Linked DNA regions of Mus musculus: region 2 is linked to region 1. A link is a loop called in an ENCODE intact Hi-C map of the cell type or tissue named here. Cell type or tissue: gastrocnemius. All regions are shown on one strand. Links, peaks and the distances in the headings refer to the core of each region. The heading gives the core; the rest is flanking DNA. Region 1 has its middle 41 kb from the start of Gm36024. Region 2 overlaps 4933429O19Rik (RIKEN cDNA 4933429O19 gene).

Region 1 (15,250 bases), core at 7,030-9,529:
TGGGTCTTGGAGAAGAGCAACAGGTACTGTTATGCTCAGCTGTATGTCCATCTCCAAGAGAGACGAAAGCGTCAGATCCTCTCAGACGTTACAATGGAGCTGGGACTTTACAGACTTGGTTCACAAGCCTTCCAACCAGAGTACTGTAACTATTGACATATATTGTTCAGTGCCCCCTGTCCCCATCACAACCCCCCAACCATGCCTCCTCCCCTAGCACAAAAAAAAGTAGCTAAAAGTCATTTCATGCAACAGTTCTTAAGAAGCAATTTGCTTCAAGATTGTGCCTGGAGTCTTCCTATCCAGTCGCAGGTATAACTCTGACTAGGTAGTAATCATACCCTTGCCCCAGCCCAAGAGTTTTCTAAAGTCAGAGCCCTCTGGGGTCTCCCAAATCACTCTCACGTCAAGGACACTCTCACCACTGTAGACTGCATCAAGTTACTTGGTTGACTATAATTTTTTTTCCTTTAGGTTCAGTCAAAGGTTAACTTCTTCAAAGCAGGCTGTCAAAACCTGACATCGTGTTTGTTTTGCAATGCTGTTGTAACACAAAACGTACAAAGGTGCCCCTCCACTAAGTCTTCACGTCATGGGGAGATCAACACATGTTTGGATTCTAAGCAAAAGCTAGCCTGTGGCAGCTTGCAAAGGAAGTGAGGCTCACCCAGCAGGTTAAAAACTAACAAACCAACAACAACAAAAAAAATGCCTTAGAATAAGCAGTACCCATGCAGAGCAGAGCCAGCCCTGCAGAGTGCAAGCTTTGACTAGTTATTTTTATTTATTTATTTGTGTGTCTATGTGGTATGTGTGTGTGTGTACACGTAGTATGCTTGCATGTGTGTGAGTATAGTATACATGTTTGTTGTATGTTGTATGCTTGAAGTTGACATCAGAAATCTTTGAACACCTTACATACTGAAGTAAGTTCTCTGACTTGACTAGCTCTTCAATCCAGCTAGCTTAGCTAGCCAATTTGCTTCATGGCCCCCTGTCTCTGCCTGCCATGGCACGTGCTAGGACTGAAGGCAGGCTGCAGTGCCCACCCAGCATGTACATGGATGCCAGGGATCCAAACGTCAGTCCTCGTGGGCACAAACATTTTACCCACTAAACCATCTTCCCAGCCTTGCAAGTTTTCTTGTATAGGAAGAGATGAACGAGGATCAGAGAGCAGGTTAAGAAACGACTTTCCAGGTATATTATGAAGTATGGATAATATTAAGAGTTTGAATGTAAGATGTCTTTCATGTCCCATGTGTTTGAACACTTAGTCCCCAGCTTGAAGCACTTTTTGGGGAGGTTCTCAGACCTTTTGGACATGGGGACCAACTAGTAGAAATAGAGATGTAGTGGTTGGTTAAGGGCCAGATCTATTTCTGCCCAGAACACTCTGCTTCCTAACTGCCAAGGCCATGCAACCAAACACTTTATGATATCACCACCAAGCCCATCTGCCATGATGGGCTATCTGTGAACTGTAAGCCAGAAGAAATCTTTCTTCCTATAAGTTGCTTCTTATCAATAGTAAAAGCAACTAATACAACTAAAAAGAAAGCAGAAGCCAGCCTGGAGGTTGCACATGCTGGAGGCCATGGGAAGGCAGAAGGCCCTCTGCGTAATTGGTTTTCCTTTCATCAGGCTTCTTTTGGTGGCCCATCATCTCCCATCTTCCATCTGCACTGAGAATTTTGTCTTCTGTGCCAGGGTTCTCCAGCTGGGCAAGCTTGGTGCAGGTCTTTCTTACGCAGTCTTTATTTTGGTTGTAAAGATAAAGAAAGTTTTGACAAGTTTCCTGGACCTGGGGCTGTTAGGAGATTGAGCTTTTGTCCAGTTGAGCTCCTTTGCCAGAAGCATTTGAGTGGGAAAGGGAGGAGTCAAGACTGAGTGAAAGCATTCATGTAAGGTTTTAACTGAGAGTCATCTGGCAAAGCACACATGGATGTCGCCATGGAAAGCAAGCACACCCAGAGCATGGTAACAATCTACATATGTCGAATCACTGTGCAGGACAACCCTTCAACTTTAATTTCAGATTCTTTGAGAAAACAGAATCTCAAGCCCTTTTAAGCTCGGAATACCCAAGATACAATTCGCAGACCACATGAAGCTCAAGAAGAAGGAAGACCAAAGTGTGGGTGCTTTGGTCCTTCTTAGAAGGGGAAACAAAATACTCACGGAAGGAAATGCGGAGACAAAGTGTGGAGCAGAGACTGAAGGAAAGACCATCCAGAGACTGCTCTACCTGGGGATCCATCCAATATAGTCTCCAAACCCAGACACTATTATGGATGCCAAGAAGTGCTTGCTGACAGGAGCCTGATATAGCTGTCTCCCGAGAGTGTCTGCCAGAGCCAGACAAAAACAGAGATTGATGCTCGCAGCCAACCATTGGACTGAGCAAGGGGTCCCCAGTGAAGGAGTTGGAAAAAGGACTGAAGGAGCTGAAGGGGTTTGCTACCCCATAGGAAGAACAACAATATCCACCAACAAAACCCCGCAGAGCTCCCAGGGACTAAACTACCAACCCATGGTTCCAGTTGCATATGTAGCAGAGGATGGCCTTGTTGGTCATCAGTGGGAGGAGAGGCCCTTAGTCCTGTGAAGACTCAATGCCCCAGTGTAGGGGAATGCCAGGGTGGGGAGATGGGAATAGATGGGGGGGAACACCCTCATAGAAGCAGGGGGAGGAGGGATGTGATAGGGGGTTTCCAGAGGGGAAACCAGGAAAGGGGATAACATTTGAAATATAAATAAAGAAAATATACAATAAAAAATAAAACAAAAACAAAAAACTGTTTGCGATTTTCCACAGAGGCCTATTAGCAGGATGGAGAGCTGCTAACTGTGTACACCAACTCTCTTATACCTATGACCAGAGTGAATATTGTTTTGTTAGCTTTCAAGCATATGTATGTATTAGAAATTCATGCGACTTCATCTGGGTTTCACCCTTTGTTTAATAGATCATAGAGTCCCTGATGCCCATTCAATTAATTAATAGTGGAAGAAAAGTCTGGTATCAGACATTTCTATAAGCTCTTTATGACAAGCAGAGGAAGATAAGCACGTCATTAATGTGATGACCACTTCCACCTAATTCTTTGATGTGCCCTAGATCCTCCAAGTGTAATTATTAGGGTATACTTCGGAGATGGTTTCCAGCTGTCATAAATGAAAATGGTTCTCGTGGGTGTTTAAATTTTTCTTAAAACTTAATTCAGATAGATCCCTGCTAAATTGACTGTGTTCTTCTATCAGAAAACATTTAAATGCCATTTGCAACAACGGTGTACTAGGTAAGACTCTTGCTCTACTCTCTTGCCTAAAGGTTTAAAGTATTCACAACTTCATGATTCAGCCACTGTTCTCGTTTTAAATTATCTCCACGATAACAGAAAATACTCAGAAACTTGGAATAATGGAGGATATTTAATCACATTCTCCACTAAAATCCATTCCGTGTCTGGACGTGCCTTATGGGAGATTCCATGTCTGGACATGTCTTAGGCCTCCCTAGGGCTGCAGCTTTCAGACCCTCCTCAACAGGGAGGAACATGATCTACCCTGTAAAGCAAACTATTTTGAAGAATTATGTCCTGACCTCTGTATCTGTACGCATAGCTCCATATTCAGCGACTTCTTCCCTGTAATTTCTGTACACCGGCCTTGAGCTACCATTTGAGCACAGTGAGTGAAATCCCTTTTTTCGTGATAACCATCCAGAATACCGCCATCCTTCTCTCAGTCTTTCTCTTTATGAAACTTTATTTTTACCATTCTGTTTTGGGTTCAAATCCTAGCCCCCAACTTACACATGTGCATGCTGTGCCCCTGTGTATTTTCCTTCAAAGTGAGGCACCCATGATCAAATGGACAGAGTACTCTAGGGCACTGCCATTCTGGTAATGGTGGGTCAATGGCTTAAATGGGGGTTGGTGTGTTCTACAGCAATTCTGATGATAGCTGATGAATTAAACTCTTATGATGAAGCCCCCAAACCCAAAGTCACTTATGTGGCGGTCGGGCTAGTAAGAAGGTAAAGTTAAGTTGAGTCATGAGAATAAGAACAGAATCAATAGGATTAGTGTCCTTATTAGGAGAAAAGAGGAGGATTATTTACTTGCTCTCCATGTGCGCAGAGGACTTGGTAGGAAGGTGGCCCTCTGGAAGTCAGCAGAAATCAACATTTCTGGCACCTTGGCTTCTAGTTTCAGAAAATATCAGAAAATGTATTTCTGTTGAGTAGGTCATCCATCCTGTCGTTTTTGTTATAAAAGAATAAGAGAGAGCCATGGACTGTGACTCTATCTTGGAGAGGGGCTGCCGTAGCAAACGCCACACCGTGCCGAAGTCGTTGGGAACTGGGTATTTCCGCAGGCCAGAAGTTGTGAGATGTGTGTGAGACGAGAGCTTGGTGTGAAGCGGTGAGACGAGAGCTGTGAATGCTGGTGCTAAGAGAGTCTACCAAAGGTTTCTCAAAATGTCTTTGTTGTCTTAGGGGACACAAACTGTGCCAGTTGTCATTAAGAATACAGATGCTGAGATACTTTGGTGAGGCTTCTGTCTAAAAAACAATATGTGACTGAAACTGGAGGGAAGAGCACGTTTGTCACAGAGTGTCTGGGCCCTGGCCGTGCTGTGCTCGGATGTCTGGGAAAGCAGATGGAGTCAGGGATTACTGAGAGGGCAGCCTGCTTTCCCCTTGCCACATGGAGTAAAATGCAGGGAGAGACAGAATGAATCCTTCAAAAATTATCTTATTTTGTTTCTTTGTATGCCTGTATGTGCATTTGAGTACCCTCAGAAGCCAGAAGAGGGCATCAGATCCCCCAAAACTGGAAGTGGTTGTGAGGTGCCAGATATGGGACATGGGAACCAAACCCAGGTCCTCTGCAAGGGTGGCGAGTACTCTTCACCAATGAGCCATCTCTCCAGCCCTGAGAGAACAAATTGTAAGAAAGACAAGGAAGAAGGAAGGAAAGAAGGGAGGCATGGAGGGAGGGAAGGAGAGAGGGAGGGAGGGAGGGGGGAGTTTCCAAGCACACACACATACACACACACACACACACACACACACACACACACACATACACACACATACACACACACACACACATACACACACACATACACACACATGTTATTTTCATAAATGTGCAATGGCAAGTGTCCTTAGATGGGACAGGCAATAAGACCCAAGGAATCAGAAGGGAAGGTTACCCGGCTCACAGAGATTAGAACAACATAGCTGCAAGCTAAGGAAGGTCTGAAGCCATGAGAAGAGAGCCAGTCTCCTCAGAGCCTTTAGGAAGCAAGTCTTCTGCCTCCACAAGTGTGGGAAAGTCCCTGTTTATTTTGCGCCTTAGTGTGTTCTCATTTCAGCAGTAGCCCTGGGAAACTTATATATTACATCTTCTGAAGAACTAGGAAAGGCTACAGGGCTGGTTCTGCCCAAACTGTGAAAGCCATACATTGGGACCAAGGATTTAAGTGCCACAAGTCACAGGCCCCTTTAGATCTCTCATTGCAGAAAACCTCAGTGATATTCATAGATAGAGGTCACCAGGTAAGTCTTCACTGGACACTTTGGAGCTATGCCACAGGACAGGCCCCACCAGGACGTGAAGAAATGCCAGAGCCTCAGACATACCAGAAGAAGACAGGGTTTCCTTGGAGCAAATGTTCAATGTACTATAAAGCTTAGCTTGAATTAACAACCCAGCTGCTCAAAAACTCTTAGCAAAATGCAATGAATCACAGGAGATTCTGGAATAATTTTTTTTAAATAAATCATGGAATAACCTTTATTTTAGACTAGAAACTGGAAGCAATCATATTTAGATGGCTTAAGGCCACACATTGAGAACACAGGCCGTTCTCCCGCTCAGCTAATGTACACTATTGGAGCATTCCATTTTGGCTGTCATAACATTTCTAAAATTACCAGGAAAAGGATGGCTTGTGGATGTATTTCAAATGAGATACTTAAAAAATCAAGTTATTAGATATTTTTAAAAACAACTGTGTTCAGGGGCAGATCTTTAGCATTCCAAACTGGTTTGCAACCCGATGAATTTAGCTTGACGAAAACCAAAGCAAACAAACAAAAGGGAGGCTTAGAGAAGCCACCTCCCAGCTGCACGGAGAAATGGCTTTGAGGCGGTTAACCCCAGCTAGGAAGAGCTGCGGCGAAACAGCGTGTCTACACCGCACACATACATATTCAGACGCTTTGTCAAAAAAAGCTCAGCGCTGAAGCATTTCAATTAACAAAGTGGGATGGTTTACCTGATAAAATGCTCCCTGTGTGAGTGTAATTACATATTTATACCCCACAGAGATTTTTTAATTTCTGTTTGGTTTGTTTGCCTTGAAAGTGTTTGTCACTAGGACCGTTCTTGATGTGCAATTTTAAAGCAGCATTGGCCAACTGCGTGGCTGGTTTTCGTTTTAGATTCATTACAATCTGAAGATGGTGCTTTTTGCCCCGCATACACACACTATTGATACTTGCTCAAGAAGACAATACATCAAGGGACCAGAGAAGCATGAAAAGGACACTGTCAAGTCCCTGTCTTTTGCTTCTCCAAAACACGATTGTCTTTTTTTTTTTAACCCACCGGAAGCTATTAAGTGAATCTGAAAGGCCTGGAAATATACTCACTGTCTATCAGCTAATTTCTCATCTTCTGCTCAGGAAGCCCTTTCTTCACCCTGCCACCTCTTGCCAGTCTAACAAATCCAGCTGAAAGAACCAATATCTTTTCTGGGGTTCTTCAGCCCTCCCCTTCCTGTGACTCCATAAACCTGGCTACGGATTGCTCGCTGATGGGGCATTGTTTCATTCTATTAATAAGCATGATAACCCCTGCTGCGGACCATCGCTCAGCTTGGGGTGTACAGAGATAAGTTGCAGGTCTGATTAGCCTCCTCTCGTAGGGCTCGCAGTCTAACTCAGAGACCAGGTGAGCAGAAGCCATGTAGCAAAGCAAGCGCCAGAGCTGTGTGGTACACAAGGTAAGACACAGCGGTTGCACGGTGGAGGCAGACATCAATTCTGCTTGAGGCGAAACTGGTCTCACGGAGAAGAAAGGAGTGCTCACCTCTCAATCCTGAGAGTGCAACAATCGATAGAACGACCACCTTTAAAGCCCTAGGCAAAACCAACATGGTCCCCACATTTGTTCCTTTAGGAAGACGCTGACATCAGGGAAGAAAACCGAGCAGGAGGTCATGTCAGAGTGTGGTAAGGAGGGGAAGTATGGAGTGACATAGGGCAGGAAGAACGCTTAAGTGGCCCTCTCTGTAAAGGTGACATCCGAGTTGAGACCCAAAGGATGACAAGGAGCTTGCTTGACATGTACAAAACTAAAAGAAGATCCAGGGCCAGGCCAAGAAGGGGACTGAAGTGAGCAAGGAGCACTGTCAGGAGTCGGAAGCTTGAGGGAGGACCTTGAGGGAGGACCTTGAAGGTCAAATTAAATGATAGATTTTATTCTCAGGGGAAAAAACACAGGAGGACTTAAGCAGCTGGCTGCCACATCCTTAAATGGCTTAGGGGAGGGACCTGACTGGAACGGCAAGGAAATGAAAAGAACAACAGACAGATGGACACACAGGCAGAAAGCTGGGGCTGGGTGGACTTGGATCTTTGCTGGAGAAACCTCAGCACCCCAGCTCCTTAGTGTGTTTATTAGTTAGAGTTGAACAGGGAGGCAGAATAATTGCACAGAGCTGAATTAAGGAGCTAGTGTTATCGTGTATGGATAAACAAGGAGGCAGGTTTACGGTATACAGCTGGATAGAGGAGGCAGGTTTTGCTAGCCTTGGCAGGAGCAGTCTCTGTAGGGGAGCAGTCTCCAGACTGTAAATATCCAGGGTGATGGGTGAAGCTATAGTGGGCATTTTCTACACTCACTGTCAATACCCATTTTGGGACCCCTAAGGATGGCTTTGTCATTTACATTTGATTCTCACCTGGGGAAGGCTTTGTCACTCCCATTGCTTTGATGCTTGACACAGTCACGCCTGTGTCAACAGGACACACTCACTTGGGGCTTCCTCTGTTCCCTACATAAGACTCAGGGATTGAGGCGTAGGAAGGAGGCAGCCCATCCTGTATATCCATATTTATCATTGGGTATGAAGGAGAGGCCTGGGGTGGGGGGAGAACCAGGAGTCATCAAAAGAATTGTTCTGAGTTAGGAAGAAAGGTGCTTGGTGCCACCAGATGCCCAGCACTGGCTGTAATATGTGTCACTGAGTCAAAGATATACCCAACCAGCAATTTTACTTCCTGTTAGTGGATCTGGACAACCCACCACAGCCCAGGCTCCAGCTTTGCACCAAAGCATTCTCTGAGCATGTTGGAGCTGCTGTTTCAACCTGCTCACTATACTTGCTTTCTCTACTCCTCCCGGGAAGATCCTTCTGCCTCCTTTCTTTGTCCCTTGCTTGTTTCATGAGACTGTCAATAGATTTCTCAAGTCATTCCCCTTTAGGCTACAGGACAATTATTCTATCCTGTGCCCAGACCAGATACACAGGTCCAGGAGGCAAGCAGGTAGGACGAGCTGGATCAGTTGGAGTGTCAACCCTAAGAACTCAAGCTACACCAGCACTAAAAAGAAATTTTATCTCTCTTCCTTTTGGATCAGGAAGTGCAAAACTGTGAAACTGGGGTGCGGGTGGGGGTGTTGTTGGACCCTTTTCCTCCTGCAGAGTAAGAATTTCTGCAGTAAGAGAGTGGGACCAATACACAAAGAGAAGAAGAAATATGCAAACTCGAAAGGCAGAGAAACTGGATCCAGCAGTGCCTGGTTTCTAGGTAATGAGACCCAATGAATTTGCATCTTTGCTTAAGGTAATTAAAGTTGAGCCTCTGTTGCCTGCAACCATCAGTCTTTCCCTCTGACTCCGCCCAGCATCATGCTCTAGAGCCCTGGAAAGGGAGCAGTCTGCCATAGGCAGGGGGCTTCATGGAAAATATGAAAGCCAGGCTGTCAATTTTAGCTATGTCTCAGGACGAGTTCCATGGCTTTTATAAGTTTAATCTTTCTACTCTTTATTTTCATTAACAAAATTTTCTTCATCCAGCTTAACCACAAGGAGCAGTATCAGGCTCACATCAGCTATATATGCATATAGTATAAATATACAAATATGAATACGAACACTCAAATTGTATGAGAGTAAACATCTTAGAGCTACTACGTAAGATGCATATGGTTTTCTACTTTGTTTGCTTGTGTGATGTGTGTAGGTATGGTATTGCATATATATGCATGGATGTATGAACGGGTGCATGCTTAAAGAGGTCAGCGGAGGATGTTGGGAATCTTTCTCAAGGTCTCTCACTGAACCTGAAGTTGTGGTTTTGAATAGACTCACTGGTCAGGAAGATTCTGGTATCTGTCCATCTCAACCCTACCACCAGCATCAGGACCACAGGCATGAACAACCATGCCTGACTTTTTTGGTGTAGATGCTAGGGATTCACACTCACGTCCTCATGCTGCATAGGAAATGTTCTTAACATAAGCCATTTCTCTGTGTGTGTGTGTGTGTGTGTGTGTGTGTGTGTGTGTGTGCGTGTGCATGTATGTAAACCAAGTTGTCCTTGAACTTGCAGCAGTCCTCCTACCTCTGACTCCTAATTATACCCAGCTCAAACAGTCTCTGGTGAAAATAATTTTGAGCAGAATTTAGTATTTGGTTTACTTATAAAATATGCTGAAACACTGAGAAATTAATTCATGTATTTTTTTAATTAGACATGAACTGTGTACTAGACTGTACTAGGAACTGTGTAATAGGCAATGCACAATCTGTGTTTTTTGTTGTTGTTGTTTTTGTTTTTTCAGACAGGATTTCTCTGTGTAGCTCTATCCAGTAGCTGTCCTGGAACTTACTCTATAGACCAGTCTGGCCTCTGACTCAGATTTATGCCTGCCTCTGCCTACTGAGTACTGGGATTATAGGTGTGCCACCAGGTTCAGCTCATATAATTTGTGCTTTTAAGGATGTTGTATAAAAAGGCACATGACCAGTGTCATACAAATGCTTATTACATGGGCAATAGTAAGACTGACAGTTAAGGATCTTGCCATCCCCCAACAACCACCCCCCATGAGTTCCTAGTTTTCCCATTCCTTCTGGTCACCCTCTTTGCCTGTGTAGAAAATGGGCTACGAGACATCACTGTAGCTAGGACCATCTGTCTGAGGAGAGAGGGAAAGAAGTCTCAGGTCACAACTCTTCCCGATCCCTTCCTTTGCTCCGGGCCTCACTGTAATTGCTGGACAGCTCCTTTCCTTTTCCCTGAAAGCCTTGGACACTGGGCCCACTCACTTCTGACCTTTTGGCTTTGCTTTCAGAAGAGTTCTCAGTAGAGAACTTGCTTTTTAAAGCCTCCAGGGTTTGTCAGCCACTCTTCTCTCACAGGGTTGTTTCCATATCAGGCAATCTGATATTAGTTATCTTTCTCATCATTCTGCCTCTCTCTGCTCACAAGACCGGGCAACAAAATGACTGTGCATAGAAGCCCATCAAACTACATTTGGATGGTTGGAATGCTTCACCAGAACTACTGGACACTAGACCAAGAGATGGGCTTTTCTCCTTCGTCTGTGTCCTATGTTCTAGGGACCAAGAGATATCATGGTCACTATGAAAATCTTCAGCACTCTGCTCAGCCACTTGTGTCCATCTACCAACCCAACCTCTGCAAAGCACATATGCTGGCTTCTTCCCCCTAGCTACCATGTTACCTCATATATAACTATACTTATCCTTGTCAGCTCAGACTGTCACCAAAAAAATTAGACTATGCAGCTGAAACAACAAATGTTGATTTCTCAAAGTGGGTGAGTCTAGGATCAAAGAGTGCCTAAGTCTAGATCCTGAATCCAGTGAGTGGCCATCTTCTCTCCTCTCACTGCAGATGGTCATCTTCTCGTGGATCCTCAGGGGGTATGGAGGGTAGGAATCTAGCTTTTGCATGTCTCATCTCTAAGGACATGAGTCTCGTTCACTGGAGTGCTGCCCCATGATCTAATCGCCTCCCAAAGGTCTGATTCCTAACACCACTGCAATGTGGATTAGGCGGTGGTGTACCAGTCTGTGGGAAACATGAGCACTGGTGCACAGCAATATAATCTAAGCACCCAGGCCTCTGTGTCTGGCGCCTGCCATTCATTCATGTCAGCTTCTCCTTTGCTTAACTGTGCGTGATTTAAAAATAGTTATTATGTGTTACTAATTTTCATATTTTCAGATCCTAATGTTTGCTGAAACACAAAATTATGTCAATTTGAATTGCACAATAATGTTTAATTTTTTTAGTATTCTGTATTCACAGGAGAGGCCCCTTTTTATGTCAGGAGGGGTCACATCCAACAAGGCATATTCTAGAAACACATTCCTGGCTCCCCTGAATATCTGGCCCTGCCTTACATCTAGGAAATTACCATTACAAACAAGAGTATGGGTTGGCCCCTAACTGTCGTGACCCTGCCTCTGACTGTCTTTGTGACGTTGAACCATTAGTCTCTATTGTGTGTCCCTGCACCTCTAATTTTCCTGAACCGGTTTTTAATTTTTATTTATGTGTGTGCCTGTGTGAGTTACTGAAAACCATCAACATGCAAGTGCAACCAAGAGCCAGAAGGCATGGGACCCCCTGGAACTAGAACTGTAGGTAGTTAGAGTCACTTGCTACGGGCATTTAGAGCAAAAGCTAAGTCCTCTGGAAGAGCAGCGAGCTCTCTTAGCCACGGAGTCACCTCCTAGTCCTCTGAATTAACTTTCAAACTTTTAATTTCTTTTCACAGTACAGTGTACTTGCCGCTGAAAGCTTTAAATGGCACATGCTGGACTGCATGTGTTTGAATCAATGCTCTAATCATTATTCACTGTCCACAGACATAACATTTACTGATACACAATTTCTCCGAAAAACACTTCCAAGAGAATTAATGTGTGACTGCTTCATTCTGCTTCTAAGTATTTATGCCCGAAGAGCTGAAAAACGGGGTTCCAGAGGGAATGTCTATATAGAGACATGTTTCTAGCAATGTTATGTTATTTTCAATAGCCAAGAAGTGGAAACAACCTAAGCATACCTCTGTGAATGAGCAGGTAGACAAACACACACAGTGTGATATTACTCGGCCTTAAAGAGGGAAGAACTTTGACCCACACTGTAGCAGAAATCTTGCGCGCACCGGACTCGACCAGCAAGAACGACGCTGCAACAGGATCCTTCTGCACACGTTTATTGGGAGAGCTTGATTGCAGAGGCGAAAAGACTTCGAGCCCAGAACTGGTGCTGCTTTTATAGGCCTAGGAGAGGCTTGTCTCATACCCGGATTGGTTATGCACTAAGCCTCATTTGCATGTTCCTCATCTGATTGGCTACTCTCTCTCAGTACCTCACAGAGCCTCATTATCATATCTCATTTGCATGTCTCACATCTGATTGGTTATACTCTCAGTACCTTACAGAACCTCATTATCATGCCTCATTTGCATGTCTCACATCTGATTGGTTATACTCTCAGTACCTTACAGAACCTCATTATCATGCCTCATTTGCATGTCTCACATCTGATTGGTTATACTCTCAGTACCTTACAGAACCTCATTATCATGCCTGGGCCAGGCAGTGTCTTTGCAAAAAACTTTACTGCATATGTATGCATTGGTTGTTTGTCCAATCTTATGCGTGGTGGCCAGCAGTAGTCAGTGCCACTCAGCAACGGCACATGTGGCTTCCCACACAGAAATGAATCTCCAGAACATTACGCTTAGTGAAATAAGCTGGACACAAAAGCACAAATGCAGTGTGAGTATGAGGCCATGTGCACAGATTCTCTGAATTCGGTAATTGCACAGAGGCAGGAAGCCTAATGATAATTGCCAGGGGCTGGGAAAGAGGAAGTGTGGAGCTTCCGGCCTCAGAAGATGGATGTGCCCTGAAACCTGTGCACAAATGATGGATATACTTAATGCCACAGAACGCCACACTTAAAAGTAGGTAAAGTGGTAAATTTTATTCTTTGTTTATTTTACTGCAATCAAAAATTAAAACTAAAATGCTGCACCCTTAAAGTGTTACAAAATAAATGAGTAAAGCTTTCTGCCATGCTGAAAATTTAGGCCAAGTGTAAAGCACCATGAACCAGGGTGTGCTGTGAAGTGGGTGAAGGGTTCCTCCTGTGACTGGGCAAGAGCGTGCAGAGGGTCCTTCTTCTTGTATTCTTGCTGAGGACATTTTAGGTTTGACTATAGTTTGCTCTCCGTAATGAAGAATCCGATGGAAAATGACCCAACTCTATTCCAGGCCCCAAGTCAATAAGCCCTAGTTATCTCAGCTTCTGGTAAGCTGCTTGTTTGTGCAAACCTCCCCCTGCAGCTGCTGGATCAGACATTGAGCTGTGGGACTTGCCTTTAAAGCCCCTTGATCTAAATGCTGTGGACTACACTTTGGATCAGAGTACCTGAGTACAGTCCCAGCCAGCTGGAATAAAGACTTTCACTTGGCTACAAACTGTGTCTGAGTGGTCATCTCTGGTGGGCTCCCTGTAACACTTCCAATGAGACCTCTGAAACTCTGAGGTGATGGACACAGAAGCAGTCTGACACCGTGAGTGACTCGGGAGCCACCTGTCCTTCTGGATACTATGATGCTCTTCGGGGTTATGGTCACTACGGATATTACACCTGGTGGCTTTGTCTTGGTTTTCCTTAATCATACAAAACCAGTCAGTTATAATAGGCTGGGGCTCTCATATATTTCCAGTACCTTGTCCATGGTGGCTCTCATGGAAGACATAGAAGAGTAGAGATGCAGACATCTCCACGGGGTGGTGGTTGGCATGGAAACCCTGGAGGTTGATTTTCTGAGAGAGAAAAAAAGAGCTCATGACCTAAACCAAGAGGACCACCACACAGCAAGCACAGGGCCTTCCTACTGGGGATCGGGTGGGCTGTAGAGAATATCTGTGGGAGGGGACAGGTAGGCCCAAAGTCCAACCCAGGGAAAAGCCCAGGAAAGTTTAAGCTAGAGCCATATGCTTCTCAAAGCTGTTATAATTGTTTGCAGAGGGTTCATTAAAATGGTTATGAAGTTAGACTCTCTGACAGACAATTTTTTCTGGGCACCTTAGATGTACTCTCTGCTGTTCTATGGGCTATACACAGTGTTCTTCTCAGAGACTGTGAAGCAAGTTCTACATTGTCTCTTTTAATTTTTTTTCATAATGCTGGGGAAATTGAACCCATGGCCTTGCCCATGGAAGGCAAGCGCTCTACTACTGAGCAATACCCTCGGCCCTATCCTCATCTCTAAATGGAAAAAATGAAGTAAAAAGGTGTTTAGTGACTTGTCAGAGGATACAGTAGAACCCACAGGATCCTCACTAACATGGTGGGATGATACAATTATCCTTATAGTCACTTGTAATCCATTTTTCTTTTCAGTTACCATCACTTTAAATCATCCTTTATCAATTAAATATTTCTATCAGTCTCAGATATTCTTAGAAATCTAAACCCAACATGGGGACATGCATCTGCAATCCCAACAGAAGCACAAAGTCATCATTGGCTATACAGTGGCTTTTCATAGTTCAGTTTTGGCCAGCCTGAACTATGTAAGGCTCTGTCTCAAAAAAAGGAGGGGGTGCTATTTGAAGCACATGTCGTAAAGAATCAACTCTTCAATTGAGAAGACAGGAATGATGCCATATTTATTGAAAGTATGTGAAGTTCAAGTGTTTGCTGCATACAATAGTAAACAAAAATAGGAGTGGGAGAAATGGCTAAGTCATCAAAGTGTTGCCACACAGGCAGGAGTTAGCATCCATGTAAAAACAGCCAGCACCGTTGCACATCTTTGTAACCCTAGCATTAGGTGATAGGGACAGGCAGGTGTCCTCAGGGCTCACTGACAAGCTGGTCGTGCAAATTGGTGAGCACCAGTGAGAGACCCTGTCTCAAAGGTAACATGGAGGGCAATCAAGGAAGGCCTCTGGTACCACATGTAAACAGATATGCGCACACTCACAATCACAAGTGCACATTTATGTGCATGTTTAGTATGCACATGCACACAAAAGTAAAAATAAATATCAGTTGTATTTGCTTACCATCCATGAGGCTACCTGAAACATATGTATGTATGTATGTGTGTGTGTGTGTGTGTGTGTGTGTGTGTGTGTGTGTGTGTGTGTATGAATATATA
Region 2 (15,250 bases), core at 4,597-7,096, 58 kb before region 1:
AACTGCTTCCTTGGGATGAAAGTTCAATCACCATTTAGGTCAAAGTTGAAAGATGTCTGCACTTCAGTGGGCAGATGAGGGTTTGGAGGTTCGGGCTGAGACCTGGTGTGTGGCCGAGGTGAGCAAGGGAGATAAGGAAGAGCCAAGCCCACTTTCAGTTATCTGCTTCTGACTTCCTTAAGAATCGAGGTTCATTAAATTCCTCTCTTATGAGAAAGAAAAAATTCACAGCCATCAAAAAAGTAAATCCTACCTTTGTTCTGGCCAGCAAGGTCAGCCTCCTGTTTCTGCTGATGGTTTTCTGCAGCATGGAATCTACAAGTCACAGATATTTGTGAAACTGTGCTCAATTCAGCTTCTCCTCCTGATGTATCTGAAGGCTCCAGTGTCTCTTGGTCAGGGAGGGATTGAGTTGGCGGGTGTTTCTCTTGGAAGACCCCTAAGGGAAGACGGCAGATCTGAGGACCATCTTTGCACAGATTCGATTCGGAATGCAAGAGTCCCACACATACATGCTGCATGCAGGGATGCTGCTGCCACACGGAAGCAGCTTAACAGCATGAAAACTTCACTTTTTTACAACTCATTTTAATGGGATTGGATCTAGTGGTAGAGATTTTACTAAGCCTGCCTTGAGAGGGGGGGAGGGAGGGAGAGAGAGAGAGAGAGAGACAGAGAGAGAGAGAGAGAGAGATTCATTCACATTTTTCTCTAGACTTCTGGCTCTCTCTCCCAAACTCATCAATATTACCACTTAGCATTTCAGTGTTAATTGTAAAGCCAAGAGAAGGATTTTCTTATATAAGCTGTAAGACAATAGTGGTCTTTGGATATAATTCTGAGGCTTCAAAGAAGAGTCTTATAGATTGTAGATGTCAGTGAAAATGCAGAAAGCAAATCTTTTTCCCCCTGCACATACAGATGAGGTAGCATTCACAATTTCCCTCCATGTGCATGGCCTCAGAGCTGGAGACAAGGGTTCCCAGGACACAATCTTTGTAAAAGGAAACGCAATAATCAACACAAAAGATGATTTCATGTGTGTGGTCCCATTGCCAGAGGCAGGCCATAAGACCTGGGGATTTTGGGGGTTTGTGTCTATGTCTATTGCCAATGCACCATGCACCCAAGCCTTAGCTACACTCCACCTCTGCTTTGTATGACTATAAATGAATATGACTCAGTTGCCAGACGATGTCATAAGACAGAAGGACTGTGGTCTCTCCCTCTAGGCTACCCATCCCTTTTAAAAGTGTATTTATATTTGTATTGTTCTGTTAGGAAGACAGAGTTGCACGTGGTCAGGCACCCTAGAAGGAGCAGATATTCTTCAGGTCACACAGCTGTGACCTCTCCCTCCCAGCTCCCTGGTTCTCATGTGTTCCTCAAGCTTTCTTGATCTGGGTTGGAATGATAGCTTGCTATTGGTTAGAAGTGCTTCTGCCTTCCACAAAACAGTCTCACTGTGAACCACAGATAAAGCTATTCAATGGAAGAATGGGGCTATGAAGGCAAACACTTTGATTATACACACTTACACCTCCTTTCAGCAGCTGGACAAGAGCAGGCCTCTCAAGCACAAGGATTCCCTGGACTCACAAGAAAAGCAAATTCTGATGAGTAGACCTGGGTCGCCCAGAGAGTATTTCCAGAAGGACCGCAGGCCACCTCTGTGGCGTGACAGTTCTGGACGGTGCTCTTGACTAGCAAAGGAAGAGAATATATTTGAGAGTTGCCCACTTTCTTCTTCCAAAGCACAGAAGCAATAGAATGTGTACTTAAGAGTGAGGATCCTAAGCTGGGGCTTGTGGGGGCAGGCCTGTAAGCCTAGACACTTGGGAGGCTGAGGCAGGGAGATTCCAGCTAGACCTTAGCTGTTTTAGTCAAGATTTCTATTGCTGTGATGAAAAACCATGACCAAAGTAACTTCGGAAGGAAAGGGTTTGTTTGACTTAAGCCTCCCCAGAATTGGGGTATGGAGCAGGTTCCTGGAGCTGAACTGTCTGGTTTCAAATCTTGGTATCAACAAGTGCCATTCATCTGTAACTAAGCATTGATTTTTAACTCCCAGCGAACACGGTTATTATGGATATTGGCCAAGATGGTGTCTTAGAATGGATGCTAGTTTGACATAAGACAGTAAGAACTGACAAATGTACATTCACGGCAGAGACATTAGAGGGTCTGAGTTCCAGGACTGAGTAAGAGTGGGAGGTGAGGGAAGGCACAAACAGCCACTATATTCCTGCATTGGATGGCAGGGTGGGCATGGGGGACCAAGGAAGAAGTAAATGACACTGAGGAGTGATGTATACAATTTTGGACACATCAAGCGGAGGAAATATATGTTTGGAAGGGCTTACCATGAAGGGACCATATGGAATAGCAAGAGAGGAGACAGGATAGGATTCTGGCCAACCCACATAGGGAGGGACGGAGATGCAGAAGAGAATCTACAAAGGAAACTGAATGAGTGCTGGGAAGCAGGAAGAAAACCAGAGAAGTGTGGCCGCACGCCTCTGGTGGGCTGGGAAGCCAAGATATTGAAGAGGAGTACTTCTAAAGACAGGAGGAAGAGGGAGAAGCGTCTTAGGGAGGACCTTGATAGTAAGGTTTGAAAATTCATGGCAGATGTCACTGCAGAACTACACAAAGACCTTTAAGTGACGGTAGCATGTAGATACAACTGTAAAAGGCCAGAAAGGTTAGGGTGCCACAACTAGGGTGTAACTGGAGAAGAAGAATCAGAAAATAGAGACAGAGGGTGGTTGGTGAGTGGGGGTGGCAGTGTCTAGAAACAGACATTGGGGAGGGGGGCTGGGTCACAGGTGATGTCAGTCACCTTTTGTTTTAAAAATGTAGCAATTAGAAAGTGAAAACAGCCATCAGAAGAGGAAGGAAGGAAGGAAGGAAGGAAGGAAGGAAGGAAGGAAGGAAGGAAGGAAGGAAGGAAGGAAGGAAGGAAGGAAGGAAAGAAGAGAGGGAGGGAGGGAGGAAGGAAGGAAGAAAGGAAGGAAGAAAGAGAGAGAGAAAGAAAGAAAGAAAGAAAGAAAGAAAGAAAGAAAGAAAGAAAGAAAGAAAGAAAGAAAGAAAGAAAGAAAGAAAGAGAGAGAGAGAGAGAAAGAAAGAGAGAGAGAGAGAAAGAAGTCCATGACAATTTCAAGTGAATATTGACAACTATATTAGTTACTCCAGAAAGTCTTTTGTATGTAAAATGTTAACCTATAGGCCTAGATTTATGTTTGAAACAGAGTGATGAACTACTAGCTGCTAAGAGCTCATTTGTGCTGCGGTCTTGGGGCTGCTCCTTTGGGTTTGAAACTTGTGTCTGCCTGGCTCGGCTGTACAGATCTGTCATTCCAGCATGTGGCAGGCGGAGGCAGGAGGATCAGAAGTTCATAGCTGACTTCAGCAACACACTGAGTTAGAGGTCAGCCTGGGCTACACAAGATCCTGTTGCCAGCAACATCAAGAAGTGTTTGTGAGTGTCCTCTTTGCATTAGCCAGTGTTCTTCCTTACTGCCTTTGCTCCTGTGGTAGCTGAATCCAGGAATACTGGACCACAAATTTCCAGCGTGCTTTCAGAGAACAGTATATTCTGACATCAAAAGAAACCGCATCGGAGAGATGGCTAGGTAATAAAGCACTTGTGTCACAAGGGTGGGGACTGGAGGTAGGACTTTCAGCATCCCTGTTAAAGCTGAACAGACAAGGAAACTCCTGTAATTCCAGCGCTTGGGAGGGAGACCTCGGAAACCCCTGGGGGCAAACTGACTAGCCAGACTCCCTAAAATGGCTGGCACCATGTTCGGCCAGAGGCCTTTTTTCAATAAAGAAAATGGAACACAACAGAAGAAGACACCTGATACCAACGTCAGGCATCCACATTTGTGCATGCATATGCCTTCATACACACCCACGTGCAAGACACACACACACACATGAACCCACACACACGGCACATACACGCATGCACACATTGTACACAAGTGCAGAAAAGAAAAAATAAAGAGAAATATTTTTACAAGAATAAAGGCAAGAATATGGCCTTGTTTTGTTCATCCTGACACATCAGGCTGCGGCTCAGCCAGGACCCAGCCCACAAAGGTACTTAAATCAATGTTTGTTGAATAAAGGCAACATAAAATATTATACTTCACAGGCTCTGCTCGAGTCCAGTTCTTCAGAGAGCGTCTCCTGACAAATCCCACTCTTGGAAGGTGCTTTGTACTTGTGGATTTTTGTGTAAGCTTTTAATTTCACCATCTTGCAATTATTATTCATGTGTTGTTTTTAGTCACTGCCTTATTAATTGTGTTTGTGTGTGTGAGAGAGTGTATGTACCTGCAAACGCACGCAGGCGTCATTCCCTCAATTCACTGTGGGTCTTCTAGGTCATATCTCATGTTTTCCTTGGTTTTGAATTCCCATACAAGTCTGGGATGCAACTGTAAAAGGGAGAAAATGTAAAAATATGTAAAAATACTTGATGTAATCTTTTCGTTCTTTCTCAGCTATACCTTTCAATATTTGAATTATTACCTTAATAATGCCTTAGCTCCTTGTTTATGTTTTTCTATTTCCAGAAAGAAAAAAAAAAAAGAAAGAAGGAAAGACTGGACACACTTGAAGCTGAGATTTCATAAAACAACAGTATTCTAAGAGACTACACTCTTCATTCTTCCCTAGAAATCTAGACGATGCTTCTGCTAGCAAACGTCATATATAAAGTCAAAACGTCAAATAAAGTGTTGGGACCTAGGACCTTTGGGTTTTCCAGCCTGATTTCCCTCTCTGGCAGCTGCCTGGTTTCTTTGGTTCGGCTGAAGCTGAATGGAGAGTGCCACTCGCTTGGCCCGCACACACTGCAACTTTTAATTGGGTAGTAAACAGAGGAAAACACACTTCCTGTTTCCAGTAAAAAGCAGGCATATGAGAAGGAAGGCCTGAAGCCCAGACTGTGCCTATGATCTCACAGGCTTCTTATGATCAACCTCCAACAGCATCCCTCAGGAGAATGGTCTCAGGCACAGCCCTTTGGGAAGCAGGCCGGGCGAAGTCAGCACGTAGAGAAATACAAACACCAAAATCAATCTGCTTAAACCGTGATAACCACAATCAGTTCTTCACACAACTGATGAGACTTGAATGTGTGCCTTTTATCAACTTGATTCTATATCACACATCTCAGTCGATGTGTATTGAAGCCTTGCTTACATAGCAGGGCTGGATTCAGTACTAAGGGTGTGGAGAAGAGAAAACCTGGTTCCTGAGCCCAGCTACCTCATCTGGGCTAACAAACTAAAGCTGAATTTCAAAAGTAATTACTAAGGAGGTCTTTGTTTCTTTCGGTTTTCTTTCCTTTTTTTCTTGAGGAATGAAATTAAAAGCATGATTTATAACTTTCCAGACAAACATGCATATTTCATTTTGTGAGGCAATGTCTTACCATGTATCTCAGACAGTCCTTAAACTTATTACATAGCCCAGATTGCTCTTTCACTCACAGCAATCCTCCTGCCTCAGCCTCCTGAGTGCTGGGACAACAGGTGTGCACCGTCATCGTCAGCATGTCTTATATAAACATGTAAAAATACAAAAACAGTGGACTATTTTAAGGGAATCAAACACCAATTACATAAAAGACATAGTTACATAAAATCACCAAACTCGTAACATCTGGGGTGTATTAAGTCTCTTAGAAAAGTGTACCTTTTCTTAATATTTAGTCCTTTATTATAGTGCATTTGAAGCCCTTTCATTTGTGAAACACAATTATCACCAGATTAATTAAAAACAGCTCTTTCCAGAAATTAATAACGAAGAGCCTTATTTATAATATGCTGTGACTTCTCAGACATGTGCTTCAGTTCATGCTCATTGTTTAATTTAGCTCTGTGGTCTTTGGGGATGGACAAGGTTTCTGGTGCAGCAGAAGTGTCCTCAGGGTGGCAAGCCGGGCTTAACAAGGCTGTGCGCTGGCCGGATGGCTTCTGCTGGCCTGCATGCCAGACTTCTTATTCTGTTTTGCTACATGCCCGTGCTTTGGTTGTTACAATGGAGCTGCACTGTGGAGAACCCAAAGCTTTACATCATAGCATATGCTTCTTGTATGACATGTTTATTATGTTTCTCTCCATTGGCTTCACAGTACGTTCCCACGGTGGTGCATAACTGTATGTATTTGTTTTCTAGGTGTGTGAGTTCCTGCAAAGAGAGATGGCTGGGGCCACCTCCCCTCTGATTGGGAGCTTTTTAAAGTCACAAGAACATCAAGTGTTGGTGCCTAGGACTTTTGGGTTTTCTAGCCTGATTTCCCTTGCTGGCAGTTGCCTGGTTTCTTTGCTCTGTTGCAAGAACAGATGAGTGCTGCTGTGTTATGGCCACACCAACTTTATATACTTAGTTTCCACACCACCCCTCTACTCACTTGTAAGTCTGTCTCCCGTATTGAAAGAATGCATCCTTTAAGGGTGACACTCATTCTGGTGGTTCGTTTCTTTCTTTTACTAAATAGTTTTTTCATTGAAAAAAATGTTTGTATGCATGGTATATGGGTGTTTTTCCTGCATGTAGGACTGTGTATCCTGTATATGCAAGAGCCCATAGAATTCAGAAGAGGGCATTGGATCTCAAAAAGTTAGTTATGGATGGTGGTGAGTGCCATTTGGGTGCTGAGAATTGGACCCATGTCCTTTGTGAGAGAAGCCAGCTCTCAAATTTGAGTCATCTCTCCAGACCTTTCCTTCCTTCCTTCCTTCCTTCCTTCCTTCCTTCCTTCCTTCCTTCCTTCCTTCCTTCCTTCCTTCCTCCCTCCCTTCCTTCCTTCCTTCCTTTTTCCTTTTTTCTTTTCTTTTTTCTTTTTTTTTTGAGACAAGGTCTTCCTATGCAGACTTGGCTGGCCTGGAACTTGGTATGTAAACCTAGACAGATTCTGGTGTTCTCTTTAGAGGAAAGTCCTTGGTGGTTTAGTGCTCTTAGGAAGAGAAGCAACTGCATTGTTGTGTTAATATCAGTAACACAACTTCCCTGTTGTGTGAATGTCACTTTGTAGATCTAGAAGCTGGGCATTCCAAAACAAATTATTTATTTATAATGTTTACTTACAGATTTTTTTTTTAAAGAGAACAACCTGCCTCTTGTCAGAAGGCAGTATCAGAAAATGTACCTGATTAATACTTCTGAGGTCTGCTACTTTGTCTCTGCTCTAACACCCACTCAGAACTTTGGCTTTCTCGTTGATTCTTGATTAAAATTCCTTGGATAGCCTCAAAGTACAATCCCTTAGACAAATTTAATTGCCTTTAAAAGAAAAAATGCCAGCAATAGAAAGCCCAGTAGGAAAACAGGCATTATTCTAGAGAGCAGCCACCCTGAAGACAGTTTTGTTAGTGGAAACACATTAGTCTTTCACAAACTAAGCAATGGTGATATTTACAGAGCACTTTAGGAAAGGTCGGAGGCTGTCTGCCCACAAACCATGCGCTTGCTTTTGGAAAACCTGCTACTCCAACAGGTTTTCCGGGGGTTGAGGGTGTCCATGGAAACTCCCAAGGTTTTTGCAGTTTTAGGCTATTTAAGATATATTAAATTCGTTTTAATATAACAGAAAACTTCCTCCCCAATCAACCTCTTAACAGGTATGGAGACGGAACTTTCTTTACAGCAAACACTGTCTAGCTCAAGGCATTGAGAACTCAATATCCTAATTTTTAGGACAGTGTTTCCTAAAGTGGGTTCCACTGGCGAGAGTGAAGGTTCGGGGCGGGTGTGTGTGTGTGTGGAGGGGGGCTTGCAAGGAGGGGTCCTTGCGGTGCAGAAGACTGGGACCAAGCCGCCTGCCCGGTGCTGCGGAAGGGGACGGCGAAGGCAGAGGGCGCCACCGTGAGGCCCCCATTTCAACGCTTGTCCTTCTGATTGTGGTGGGTTAGAGATCACAGGGAAGCTATGCTATCAGTTGAGGAGACATCAGACAGTGTAGTAAAGAGGGTAATCCATTTATTTTGAGAGAAGTTTGCACTCAGAGATCATACACGCAGCAGATCACAGAAACACACGCAAGCATGAAATTTAATTTTTAGTAACTCTTTCCCGGGGCTTCCACAGAAAGCTGCGGTGAAAGGGAAAAGGTAATCACGACACGGTAATTACAGAGGGCTGGGGAACGGAGAACTTTGAAAATGTTGTGTTTTTATGATTTACTTAAACACGAGGCCGGCTACCATATTCTAGCAGAAAATGGCGAGATTAACATCACAGAGATAACACTTTTAAACGCCAAAATCATGAAGAAAGAATGATGGGCTTGTCTGCCTGTTGTGATGTGCTCAGTAGTGATGCAGAATCTAGAAATGTGATAAATATTGACTTACCAGGCTTCAAACAGATGGAATGAAGTATGTTGTAAAACAAAGCAATACATTTGTGCTTCGGGCATGAAATGAGTGGGAGATTAGACGGGGGCTCCCCTGGATTAATAAGAGGAAGCAAAGTGGATAATATTGTTTATGCCCAACTGCAGGCCATTTTCAGCAAATAAATATGGGTAGAGAAAGGAAAGACAGACAGAAGGAAAGAAAAAGAAGGGGGGATGGATGGAGGGAGGAGGAAAGATAACAAGTAAGGAAAAGGGCCAACCCCTCTCTCTTTCTCTGGGCAATATTAATTCTCCTTTTAAAATTTTCTGATTTTTAAAAATATTGAAAAACAGAAATAATTATGTTTAAATTTTTTGAAAAATCAAGTTCAGCCAACAGTCTTGAATTAAACGATTAATGGTCATCTATATCTGGAGGGAAGTAGGATTTGGTGTGTTCAGTGTTGGTCTAACCCATGGTACCAAGGAAAGATGCTAGGACAAAGACACCAGCTCTCCCAAACTCCAGCATTTAAACACCCAACACAAGTGTATTTTCTAAAATCTCTACTCAAATTTTCTCTGAAAGCAAAAGGAACAATGTGGGAGACATATGAACTGTAAAAACAGCATTAGTATCTGGTAGGCATTATTGCACTGGTGTGTGGGTGGATGGTCCTCCATTTTGAAAAAGAAAGTCTTTGGAAAAACCTTTTAGGAAAGTTTGGGTGAAAAGATCAGTCTTTCCTTGAAAGTAATATGCCAGATACTACAAGAAGAAAAGATGAAGGTGAATTTACCAGTTTGGGGTTTGTTGAGACCCTTTGTGGTAATGGTGGCTCGTTTTCACATCAGAGAACTAAGGCTTTACATGTTAGGCTTACCAAAGTATTATCCTCACAGCAAAATAATTTGTCAGATTGTCAAACGTACAGCCATCCCTGAGCCAGGAAATTCGTCTTGAGTTTGTGTCTTCACATGGCACGAAGGCTGGAGGAGACAGTCTGGCTACAGATCCTACTAGCTGCTTCACCATCCATCTCTCTCTTGATTGATTAAACTGCATTTAAGAACTACTTTTTTTTTCAAGTCTTTTGTTTAAATTAAAAGGTTTGCAAGCAAAGGTTGGCTGCTCCCTCCAGCACAGGACTGGAATCCAGGCATAGTATCACCAGTGTTCCGGGGCTGCCATAACACAGGAGATGACCGGGCTCAGCTACCATGGACTTCTCAGGGGCAACCGAGACCATAAGGGCTGTGGGGTTTATTTATTTGCAATAGAAGATCTGAGTTATGAGTTCTGGCTGGGGAACCTTTGGTTGTTGTGAATAACAAAACTCTGCTTTTCATTGGAAAAAACTGTCTCCATATGTGGAACATACCTGTAGCCTCACCCGCATCGTGACCATCAGAGTCAGAGCAATTTTCTTTAAGGTGCATGTACACCGTCTATACAAACCTCCATATTTTATCACAGTTAATAAACAAAACAAAACAACCCACACGAGACAAGACTAACAAAAACAACAACCAAGAGATCAACTCTCTACAGTGCTTGGATTCTTAGATCAAGAAAGCAAAAATAATATTCGCTAGCTTTTAGCTGCAATATAGAAAGGGTTTTATTTTATGTCTCAAACAGAACAGGACCACACCCCGGAGCCCTCCCGCAAGCATGGCAGATGAACAGGAAACACGGGCACTTTCTCTTCCTCCCTTCGGAGGTTCTTCTGCTGGGGTACACAGCAAGCAAGAAAAACTCAGCAGAGGATGGAGAAGTTTTTGAGCCTGTCTAGCTTCATGGGCAGCCACTGAAGTCCACTCCACGGCAGGCCCAGAGGAAGAATGCAAAGACTAGCAACCGCGGTGGCAGAACCCTCAGCCTGAGTGCCAGAGAGGGAGAAACTGTCCCCAGCCTCTGGCTCGCCTTTGTTTCACATGGCTGGTACTGTTTATGATGCCTGCCTTTATTTCATAATGTGTTTACCATGCCTCAGCGTGAGGCCAATTCCTTTGTCATGTACTTGATGAAAGAGGCGAGATCGGGACGTTTCCACACAGGTAGTGGGACCGACTCTGGAGACTAAAGTCTTATTTCTTCATGTTAGGTTTTATTTTTTTCCCATTTGATACTTATAGAATTTTAAGCTTCCATCTGTTATTAAATTCTATGCAAAATTGATTTTTGGATTAGATTTTAGTGAGGTCCCCCCCCCCCCATTTTCAATTATAATTAAAGCCTCCATAATCATCAAGGGTTGAGTGGAGCTGGTGCTGGCAAACTCCTACTGAGCATCAGTAACTCAGTGTGAACAAGGTTAGTGAACCATAGTAAAGGGACAGTATTGCCTTTTCATTCTCATTTCAATGAGATTCAACTTGTAATAAATAAATTTGCATATTGATACTGCAGATAAAAAAAAATCCAGAAATCACACACACACATACACATGAAACTTTCACACACTGGACATGTAAACAGTTTTCAGTTCCTTGAGAAGGTTTCTAGGCTGTTGGCACAGCAGCTACCAACTTCCTGAAGTGGGTTCTCACAGCCTGCCCATGGTGACTTGGCTGCTACTGACAAGTGTGGACTTTACACATGGGCACCGACTGGAAGATAGAACTAAGACTTAAAAAACAAAAAACAAAACAAAAAACCCCAGACTTCCTAATTTGTCCAGCTTTTGTTTCTTGAACCTTATTGATGCTGAGACACAAACTAAAATGCTGTACTAGGAAATGAAATGTAGGTTAAAAATCATCAAGCCCTTACCTGACTAGTGTAAATAAGTTTAGCTGTTTTAAAAATGGTTCTGATTCCTCAAATTTAACTGAAAAAAAACAAATATATCTCTTCGGAAAATGCAAAATATTAAAAAATATATTTGCTTAATTGCAAACTTGATTGATGAAAAAGACTTTTTTAATCATTAAACTCTAGTTAAAAAAAGTTTCTGGAAAAGATATTGTGACACATACCATAAACTCAAGTCATTAAAAATGTTACATGCGCATTTTCCTGATAGTTTTATGCAGTGCAAATTGCAAAATAATTCTAAACTTCAAGAGTGACTAAAATTAGTTCCATAGGAAATGTATGTGAGGATACCCTTGTATCCAGTAGGTCACCATACTGACAGACAGTTAGTTGTTAGCACTGTCAGACAAATACTGACTCCTAACGATCAAAGTAATTAATATTCTACTACTTGTACTCATGATCCAGTACTTCAATAAAATAAGCCAACCACTGTCTATGTAAATAAAAAAATTAAGAACAATTTGAAAATACATTCAGATACCCAAACAAAATTAAGCCGATGTCAACAATTATGGGTATAAAACATTCCCACCGGATGACAGTGCCACACTGGTGGGAAGAAGAAAGATACTTTTCCAGCATTTCTCAAGATGTATTTATCCTTTAAAAAGTATCTAGTGTTCATTTGAAAATCTTTACCAAGTGGATTGAATCTAAACAGCTAACCATTTGTTACACTTATAACTCATGTAAGCTTTAAATATGTGAGTTTTGGGGGAGGGAAGGTATGTTAGCATTGATGGACAGGCTTGGGAAAGCACTATCATCTATATACAAAAGCTATCACAGATATCCAGCCTCTTGAATAAGGCAGGAGATGAAAAAATGACCAGCACGCAACAGAACGTGTTAACTTAGTAGGCACGCGGTGCTTAGGAGCGTTCTAATGAATAAGAAATGTTTTATTTCCTGGGTCTGAGACACAAAGCCAAATCATGAAGAATCAAAGCAACTCAAAGTATTAGGTAACAATCAGTAAACTTGGGCAGGATTCTTTTTCCCTCTCAAGTTTAATTGGCTCATTGTTCCCAAGAACTATAAACCATAGGCTTGGTGGCTGTGCTGAAGTCTACTCCTATAAAGGGAGATTAGCATACTCTGGAACTTTGCACTAATCCTTGTTTTGAGTTAACTCAAGCAGATTGGATTAGTAATTCTTACCTACCACCCACTAGAAGGGACCCCGGCTCCTTGTCTCTGACAGCCGGTGGGATTGTACACCTTCTAGGCATTATCCTCCAACTACAAACATTCTTGGGAGGTGTGGGGGACTGTGTTCAGAGAGAAAGAAATTGTATATGCTGAGGGCAAAAGCCCAGTGCTCTTGAAGCGGGACCAGCCAGCCGTCATTATCATCTTGGTGCTCTTTTGGTTACTGAGGGCGCTGTTTGTGTATTCTGAGGTTATCTGTGAACTGGTTTCCCTTCCCCCACATCCAGGGAAGGCTGATGCAGGAAGGAGGAGAGCCTTCTTCCTTGTTCTCCATCGGAATCATTTCCACATTCTTTCTTTCTCTCCTCAACTCTCACAAGACCCCGAAGAAATAAACAGAGCAGTTCTCTAGAAAAACCATTTCTGCCCGGTTCTTCAGGGTCCCGGGCTCGACACAGTAATCAGTGTGGAATCCTAACTGAGCCCCTGCCCTCAACACCAGGACATAGAGGATTCTGATCCTATAGGCTGGGGCAGGTCACCATGTGCCTGAAGAATTCTGATTTTCCACCTGTGGATAAATGCTTTGAAATCCTTTTGGGTTCCTACATTTAATTTCCTAAAAGTCATATACTGATCACGGCTACCCATGACCTGTGTGTCCTGCTCCTGCCTGTGCAAAGCAGCCCAGAAATAGGCTGCTGGCCTCATTTTCTTAGAATTCTTCACTCCAGAGCAGCCAGATGGCCCTTTAGTCATGATGGCACACAGTTAATAACTTTTACTTATTAAAAATTATGAGAAACAAGACAACAATAGTCCGTTTTTCCCCCTGCGGTGGAGTGAGATATAAACATCAACTCTTAACATTATTTAAAATAACTACAGTAATAGAATGTGAAGCAGAATTCCCAATAGGTTTAATGGGTTATTTTTTAAGGCTCTGTTGTTTAAAATTACTTTGCTTCACTCTTTTTAAGTGAATACCAGCTAAATGAAGACTGCTGTCATTAATGGTGGATAATGACCTACAGTGTGGAGGAATTTAGAAAAGGGAGACAATCACTTAGCACCCCAGTGGTGCCCAGCGGCTAGACAATTGACATCCAACCCCAGGTAAACAGACAGTAGTGTTCCATTTGCACAGGGCAAACCGAGGAGTTGTGTAAAGGTGCCGGGGCTATCAAGTTCTAACAGGATTTGAACCTCTGTCAGCTGCAGCCCAGTATACCTGTCATTCCAGTACCAAGTTTCCGATGTTTCTCATCAAACAATAAGACATTAATTGACTGAAGGGGTGAGAGGAAGGAGAAGCTGGGTTGAAAGGTGGCTGTGAGCAAGGCTTGTGAGAGTGGGCAGAGAGGCAGGTCTTTGGAATGTTGTTAGCAGCAGGAGTTGTCAATGAGAGCAAGTAATCTAGAAACAAAACATGGCTTGCAAAAAGAGGAGGTGTGCTCTTCAGGATACAGCATCGCTGCTTCTGCGTGGTGCGTCCCTCCTTCTTTCTCCCAACCAATAGCACCTTCGTGCTGCCTTAGCACCCAGCCAAGACACCCCCCTGAGTCCCAGAATAGCATCAATATCAGACCCAGATGCTGTTGCTAGGACCCCAGTCCCTTTGTCAATGGCATCTTCATCTTATAACACCATCTCCAGGCCTTCTGTGACCCTCTGCCACCGTGGGCTTAGCACAGTCCTCTACTGGAGTTTGTCTCAGGGGCAATGTCTCCTTCCTTCTCTCCTTTCCTTCCTGCCTCCCTCCCTCTTTCCTTCCTTCCTCCTACCTTCTCCCCCTCTCTCCCTCCCTTTCTTCTTTTCTCCCTTCCTTCTATCCTCTATCCCTCCTCCTTCCCTTTCTTCTATCCTTCTTTTATCCCTCCCTCCCTCCCCCCTTCCTCTCTCCCTCCCTACTTTCTCTCTCCCTCCCTCCCTTCCCTCCTCTCTTTTTCTTGTCATTCTCCTTTCAGTCTTTTCCCAGTACTTATCTGGGAAATCTGCCCCACAGGTGGCAGTTGAGACATCATTGTCTCCATGAGAGCCTGTACACTATAACTTGCTGAATGGCTCCATGGAGAAAAAAATCCAGAAACTGTTTCGCTGCTTCTGGAAATATTGCATCTGTAGGCTTCTTGATGGCACAGGAGCGCTCAAGTTTCCTTCAGTGGAGCACAATTCCCACACTTTGATTCCTTTGTTTATTACTCTCAAGATCCTCCTGTTATTTCTATAAGCTGTGCCCTGAGGACAATGGGCAATCCCAGTGTGAGATGCTGCAGGAAGAGTAGAAAATTCTCTGTTGATGCCACAATTCTCAATGCCACAGGTGCACCCTTTAGACTTTTTATTTTTGTAAACTTTTGCCTGAAATGAAGCATGCATGAAATGAAAGTTTATGGTGTGCTACTGTGCCCCAGTTTCCCCATCCTAATGCTTATCTGGGGGCCCAAGTGAGAGAGTTCACATTTTTCTTATCGAATTCCTTCTTGTTAGATTTGGTCTATTAAGATATTTTTAGATCCGGATTCTGTCACATAGCAAATAGCTTTTCCAATAAGCTCCAGGGCATTTGCAAGTGTGATTAGCTTACATATCGGGTACATCATTATCCTGGTTATTAATAAAAAGAGTGAGAGCAGACGCGAGAGCCTGGTAAACATCAGCGTCTAACCTTCTCTCCAGAGTGACGTTCACAAGCAGACTCCTGCACCAGCCAAGATCCTGACAGAAAAGAACGAAACCACTGTAGCACTCAATACAGAGGAACTTAATATGGGGCAGTTGTTGCGCAAGCAATGGGAGATTTGAGATGTTTACCACAGAAGCATAGCACAACGCCACCAGAGAGTGCATGAGTCAGAAGCTGATTCACTTAGAGGCTGGAATCATCAAATGGGCACCAGCAAAAAGGTAGAGCTGAG

What was found. Hi-C counts contacts between places; a loop is a spot of excess contacts. Peaks named below come from ENCODE experiments on the same cell type or tissue, not always from the same donor. Only the 100,000 strongest peaks of a DNase experiment are listed, where the experiment ranks them.
Region 2: it touches region 1 in a loop (2.7-fold over the local background); 2 of 42 quality-filtered maps call a loop at or near these places.

Annotation. Positions count from the first base shown.
Region 1 is chr14:48,936,910-48,952,159 of GRCm38, forward strand. No RefSeq gene overlaps it. Among named protein-coding and RNA genes, the nearest start is that of Gm36024, 41 kb to the right of the region's middle. In gastrocnemius, for the core only: no CTCF peak of the experiment used is centred there; no DNase peak of the experiment used is centred there.
Region 2 is chr14:48,881,303-48,896,552 of GRCm38, forward strand. It overlaps 4933429O19Rik (RIKEN cDNA 4933429O19 gene), which reads left to right. Exons shown (of 4, transcript NR_033783.1): 3 at 4,163-4,245; 4 at 4,587-5,810. Gm534 (a long non-coding RNA gene) reads right to left here and starts at 617. Exons shown (of 2, transcript XR_874610.2): 1 at 254-617. In gastrocnemius, for the core only: no CTCF peak of the experiment used is centred there; a DNase peak (open chromatin) is centred at 5,979.